Regions from separate parts of the Mus musculus genome. Here region 2 is linked to region 1. Evidence: chromatin loops called from intact Hi-C (ENCODE). Cell type or tissue: left cerebral cortex. All regions are shown on one strand. Links, peaks and the distances in the headings refer to the core of each region. The heading gives the core; the rest is flanking DNA.

Evidence for each region. Peaks named below come from ENCODE experiments on the same cell type or tissue, not always from the same donor. Only the 100,000 strongest peaks of a DNase experiment are listed, where the experiment ranks them.
Region 2: it touches region 1 in a loop (8-fold over the local background); 4 of 42 quality-filtered maps call a loop at or near these places.

What each region holds. Positions count from the first base shown.
Region 1 is chr7:6,936,053-6,938,963 of GRCm38, reverse strand. All of the region lies in intron 5 of Usp29 (ubiquitin specific peptidase 29), which reads right to left. Among named protein-coding and RNA genes, the nearest start is that of Zim3, 39 kb to the left of the region's middle. In left cerebral cortex, for the core only: a CTCF peak has its summit at 1,629 (motif pointing right); a DNase peak (open chromatin) is centred at 1,658.
Region 2 is chr7:6,729,745-6,732,655 of GRCm38, reverse strand. It overlaps Peg3 (paternally expressed 3), which reads left to right and starts at 2,237. Exons shown (of 9, transcript NM_008817.2): 1 at 2,237-2,398. Usp29 (ubiquitin specific peptidase 29) reads right to left here and starts at 2,073. Exons shown (of 8, transcript NM_001360502.1): 1 at 1,354-2,073. In left cerebral cortex, for the core only: no CTCF peak of the experiment used is centred there; DNase peaks (open chromatin) are centred at 358, 553, 1,633 and 2,158; H3K4me3 peaks cover 2,500 bases; H3K27ac peaks cover 1,286 bases.

The DNA.
Region 1 (2,911 bases), core at 205-2,704:
TAAGACATCTCCCAAGAGGCACTGTGTAACCAGACCATTGAGAGATGGATGGCTACTGAAAGGAAAAGCATCATCTCGGGACCCCCAAGACCAAGTTCTAAGCACAAAGGAGCAGGGAAGTAAGAGAGACACAGGAGGCAGAGGATGGGGAAGAAGGGAGAGGTTATAGGGATATTTGTCCCAAAGGACAATGGAACAAAGGACTGCCTCTGAAGGAAACAGACGTGGCACCGAGGAGCATGACAGTTTATAAAGGTAAAGGGGAAACCCTGTGCTAGGATGAGGTGTTTAATTTTAATTGGGCATGTTTATTAGGTGAGCCAAAGGGGGCTTTTGACTGCTGGACTTTAATACTTTGATAGCTGGACCTTGGTAGTCAGACTAGGGAGGAGCAAGTGGCCAAATAAGGGACTAGACCTTGGAGGCTAGCTTTAGGAATGTAGTCTAAGGGGTTTTAGCAAGGCAGAGGGAATGGAGGAGAAGGGCAAGGCTTGCCAGAGCTGCACTCACCACACTGGCCAGAGCCCCTTCAAACTGTCTGCACTCCCCCAGCTGCCCAAATCCTGTGTTGTCAGAATTAGGATTAGGCCCACATCCAGCATGCTGGCGACCCAAGAGATCAGAAGACAGAAGTACACAGAGGAATGACTTCGGGAGAGCAGTGCGTGTGTCTAGCCTCTGAGCCGAGCCACTGCCATCATGGGGAGTTCAGCAGCCACCACCATGCAAAAGGGGCCCCCTTGACAGTTTTTCTTCTTCTCATTGGAGGGGTGGGAAGCATCACAGGACTCTCTCCAGAGTATATGTGACCTAAGGGAGGGGCTGGAACACATAGGACCTTCGTCTCTGCATCCACGTCCCTATGGACAACCCTCACCTATGCTCTGCAAGCAAGCAAGCCCAATAAACTTCGGTGATATGTTATCTTGGTTTGTCATTGGGACCTTTGGAGTACTGGTTGACATTGTTTATGTCTAATAGCTCTGCAGTGGTGGCCTTAAAACCCAGTACTTGAGAGGTAGAGACAGGCAAATCTCTGAGTTCAAGGCCAGCCTAGTCTACAGAGTGAATTCCAGGACAGCCAGGTCTACACAGAGAAACCCTGTATTGAAAATACAAAACAAGGCATTGTTTATGTTTAAACCTGGGAAGGAGAGGAATTTTTAAAAAGGTATGGGTGTATACTGTACCCAGGGAACTTCTTTGATGTTTTGTTTTGAGACCGGGTCTCATTTAGTCTGAGCTAGGCTGCCCTCAAACTCACTGTAGCTGAGGATGACCTTGGCTCTCTCTGTCTCTCTCTGTCTCTGTCTCTCTTCTCCCCCCCTCTCCCTCCCTCCCTCCCTCCCTCCCTCCCTTCCTTCTTTTCTTTTCTTTCTTTCTTTTCTTCCTTCCCCAGGATTGGATTAGGCCTTGTTGGGAATTGAACCCAGGGCTTTGCACTTTTTAGGCACGCAATCTATCAAATGATCCACATTCCCAGCTTATTTGACTTTTTAGAGAGGTTCTCATGTAACATAGGCTTCCCTAGAACCTGCTACACAGACCCGTCCTCAGTGCTGGGACTTCTGCGTTCATCGAATTTTTGGAACATTCTAGAGCCTTAAGGCCGTTCATCAGTAACTGCAGTCATCGGCCAGCAGGTGGCGCACATAGGATATTGATGAAAACAGTTTGAGCATGACTAGGGAAATCGGGCCTCTTAAGATGTTGCTGCAGTTGCTCTAAAATATTTCAAAGCATTTACCCTACAGGGACAAGGATAGATGAGCTTCGAGAAGGAGGCAGCCGGGGAGCAGACTGCACTTACCTATCAAGTGTCAGGAGGCCAGCACAGCAGCAGGGCTGGAGAGCAAGGGCGTGAGGATTTGAGTTTATACTCTGGCTGCATCTCACACCGGCCTGTGTGTCATTGGGTGGAGGTTTTTTTTGGCTTCTGGGCTCCCATTTCTTCTTTTGCATGTTCTTTCGGACAGTGTAACAATTCAATTTAATGGTAATGTTACTTGGAAGTCACTAGGACAGATCTTAAATGTTCTCACCATGGAGAGGGGATGGTTTGTCAATAGTTTGATTGACACATATATCAGAGCATCCATGTTGTGTACTGTAAATATATATAATTCTTATAGTTCAACTTCACTTAAGAGTTGGAAGGAGGAATTTGAGGCCATCCTTAGCTACTTGTGGAATTCCAAACCAGCTTATCCCCGTAGCTAGATGTGGCGGCATGCCCATTTATGCCTAGTAATGAGAAAGCAGAGGCAGGTAGGTCTCTTTGAGTTCAAGGTCAGCCTGATTTACGTAATGGATTCAAGGCTAGCTAGGATTAGGTGGTAAGACCTTGTCTCAAAACAAAGCAAAAATCCAACCAAACCAAAAAAATAAAAAATAAAATAAAATCAAGCTATATGAGACCTTACCTCAAAAATGAAAATGAATCTAGAATGCAGCTTGTGGCTGCAGCACTTTCCTCTAAGCACAGGTTCTATGCTCAACTCCCAGTACTTGGGAAACAAAACCTAAGAATTAAAAAAGAACAAAAAACAAAAAACAAAAAAAACAAAAAAGTTCATTGAGTTTCTCCAATTCGGGCAATCCTGCCAAATACTGTGGATTTCAAACCCCATCTTCTAAGACTTTGTGTTCGAATGGCGAGCAAACTGCAGAGCAGAGATCAGGTGTGGATATTGGTACCAAACACTAAAGAAGTCTGCTCTGTGCCAAAGACACCGGGGCGACTCCCATGAAGATACAAGGTTGTTGGAAGAAGAAAGAAGCCACAAAATAGCTAACTGTGGGAGTACATCAGGAAAAAACAAACAAACAAACAGACAGACAAAACAAAGAGTTACAATTTGTGTGAACTGATCTGGAGAAGGTGTTTTGTTTTGTTTTGTTTTGTTTTGTT
Region 2 (2,911 bases), core at 90-2,589, 210 kb after region 1:
GCTTGGAAAGTGAGTCAAGGAAAAGTAAGCTAAGATAGGGGAAGAGGCCACGCATGTAGAGAACCATACAGTGTCACCTGAGATGAGAGACAATAGACAGGTTGTTGTTACTGTTGCATTTCAGATGTTCAATCTCATTGCCAGCTTAAGCATCAAGAGAGTTGGTGAAATTGTCATACAATTCCAGGGAAATGAAAGAGAAGTCTTCATGACACGTATATGAGCCAAAGACATGTAGTGAGGCTGTGGAGTGGGTGAAAAGAGACTGTGTACAGTTTGGAGCGATAGTAAGCATGGAAAATACTGAGGCAAAGGGGAGATCTTATCTCTGCGGGAGCTCTTACAGCCTACTGACTTCCCAGAGAGCTGATGAGCCAGGACCTAGAGATAAACTGGTTTTGCAAATAGAGAGGGTCCAGTCCTTTTGAGTATGTTAAATTAACACCCCCCAAAGACTTTAACAAGATTTTGGGGGGGGGGTGCCTCCAAAATCAATCACTGTGGGGGTCCTAAGCATAGGCATTGTTTAAACAGCTCTCCCGGGGAGCAGAATGAATAGTCAAAGACCTAAGCATAGTGTTACATTCACTTGCGCGGTATGCCTTGTTCATTCATGTTTTATGCTTATGAATCTGTGTGAGGTGAGAAACCCCATCTCAGGACTGGGGAATTAAAACTGCATACCCTATCCATAAACCCACCACTTCACTATCATCTAGCAAGCAAGCAAGCAAGCAAGCAAGCACGGCTAAGTCTTTCAGTATAAATATAAAACTGAATCCGAGGTATCAGATTAGCTATGCTCTTAGGTAAAATCGCTTTTAACCCATGGACCACGGTCTTGCATTTTTTCCTTTAAAATTAAAACAGTGCATTTTACGTGTCTAATAAAAAATACAACCCGGAGTTTTAGCAGACACACAAAAATACAATTTGTGGATTTACTGGAATTCAAATCTGTTCTGCAGAGTACATTCTTAGTCATAAGAAAAGATGCTCCGTAAATACCCCTGTAATTAGTCTTTCACACACCTGTGCTTATTCCCTTAAATTTCTTGGCAGTGAAATGGTTCCATCAATAGTACATTAACAAACTTTTAATAATTCATCGATTTTACTGCCAGGGAAGAAATACCATTTATCTGCCAAGGAAATTCATGGGCACAGAGAATAAAGCCAAAATCATCTTTCTGTAGTCTGTTCTCCCCTCCCCCATTCCTTTTCCTAGAGGTAACCAGTTAAAAATTTTTTTTTTGCAAATTGTTCCAGAAGCTTTGCCCACATTTGTATATTTTTTAACAAAGAAATAAATGAGAGAGAAAGAAAGAGAGAAAGAAAAAAAAAACCACTTACCATTTCGTTTCTACAAACTTCGGCAACGGGTTTTATTTCATTGGGATCTATTCCGATCCAGGTCCTTTATGGCAGCGATACCTCCGTTATTTTTCCTGGTGACATAGGAATGTCTTCTATCAGAGGCAGGCTTGGTAATCTACCTGCTTGCTCTCCTCGCAATTTCTTGCTATTCTATGCAGTGGATTCACGCAATGATGGTTGACCACATGCGATTCAGCGCGCTGCCATAAACCGCCTTCACCCGGTATCTCAGGTTGGCGTTTCGCTATGCAGACAGTCAGGTCAAGATTCTTCCAGCCATTTGCATTGTCCTGTGACTTGCGGTCTCTTTTGCCCCCTTTTTTGCTTTGCTTTTGTCCTTCCCTTGTTGGTTTCCAATAGCTCTTCGTTTATTAAGGAAATTAGCTTAGTGCTTGGGTGTTGCAGGCAGAAAAGTCCTTTCTTCCACCTTTATCGTTCGTGGTTAGACCTCAACGTATGTGTTTCTGTCTCGATTTTTCATGGTTTTTCTTTTTTCCCGATTTTAGACAAATATATGCTTGTCGTTTTTCCCTCTCTCTCTTCTCAGGTTTTGCATTGGGGCATCATTAGTAGGTATTTCTGATTCACCCCGATTTCTTTTGGGGGGGCTGCATCCCTTCACACCCACATCCCATCCCCCTTTTCCAGACTCTGCTTGGGGGCCCCTAACACTGACTCCGTTGACGTCAACTCCGTGCCTTGGCGCCAAGCTGTTGCCTTGACAACAGCAGTCTGATTGGCAGGGTGTGGGAGGCGTGGTGAGGGCCCAAAGCGGGGAATGGGGTCTTGGATTGGTTAGAGAGGAAGCTCCGCCTCTGCAGAGGACCCTGACAAGGAGGTGTCCCGCAGCCCTTGCTGCAGACGCTGGGGAGTCAGGAGTCGCGGGAGGACGAGCATCGGAGGAGAAGCGGAGAGATGTCCACCCTGGGCTGGTGGCGCCGCCGGGCGCCCGGTTCAGTGTGGGTGCACTAGACTGCCGACCCTGGTCGGGGTGTGTGCGTAGAGTGCTGTGCTCCGGGAGGTGAGTCAGCCGGCCACCTGGCTGCTCTGCAGCATGCACCCTCTTAGATACCGTCTGCAGAGTTCAGATGGTGTTTGGGGTGCGTTGCCGCGGGCCAGGGGCGGCAGACCATATCACGGCTCCCAAGGGTAACTGACAAGGCTGCAGACTGCGCCTTCGGGAAGGGGGAATCACCACGGAGCGGCCGTGTTGCCGCAGGGATGCCATTTAGGTGACAGGGATTTAAAGAGGTATTCTATAGGTCCAGGCCTCGGAGCCTCAGGGTCCCGCGATCTTAGGGTCTTAGGGCTTTAGGTGTGAACCACCCAGAATCCCGGGAGAATCCAGGCTCCCTGTCTCATCTGCGTGGCCAGCCACGCAGATGATGCAGAAGTCCTGTTACAAGACCACCACAGTGGACATCAGAGTGCCGTCTCTGAGCAACCTCTTCTGTGGTTTCATTTTCTTTGCTCAGCAAAGTCTAAGGGCTATGCGGTTAACCCGATCGCCAGGTCGTCTGGCTGGCAGGGTCTT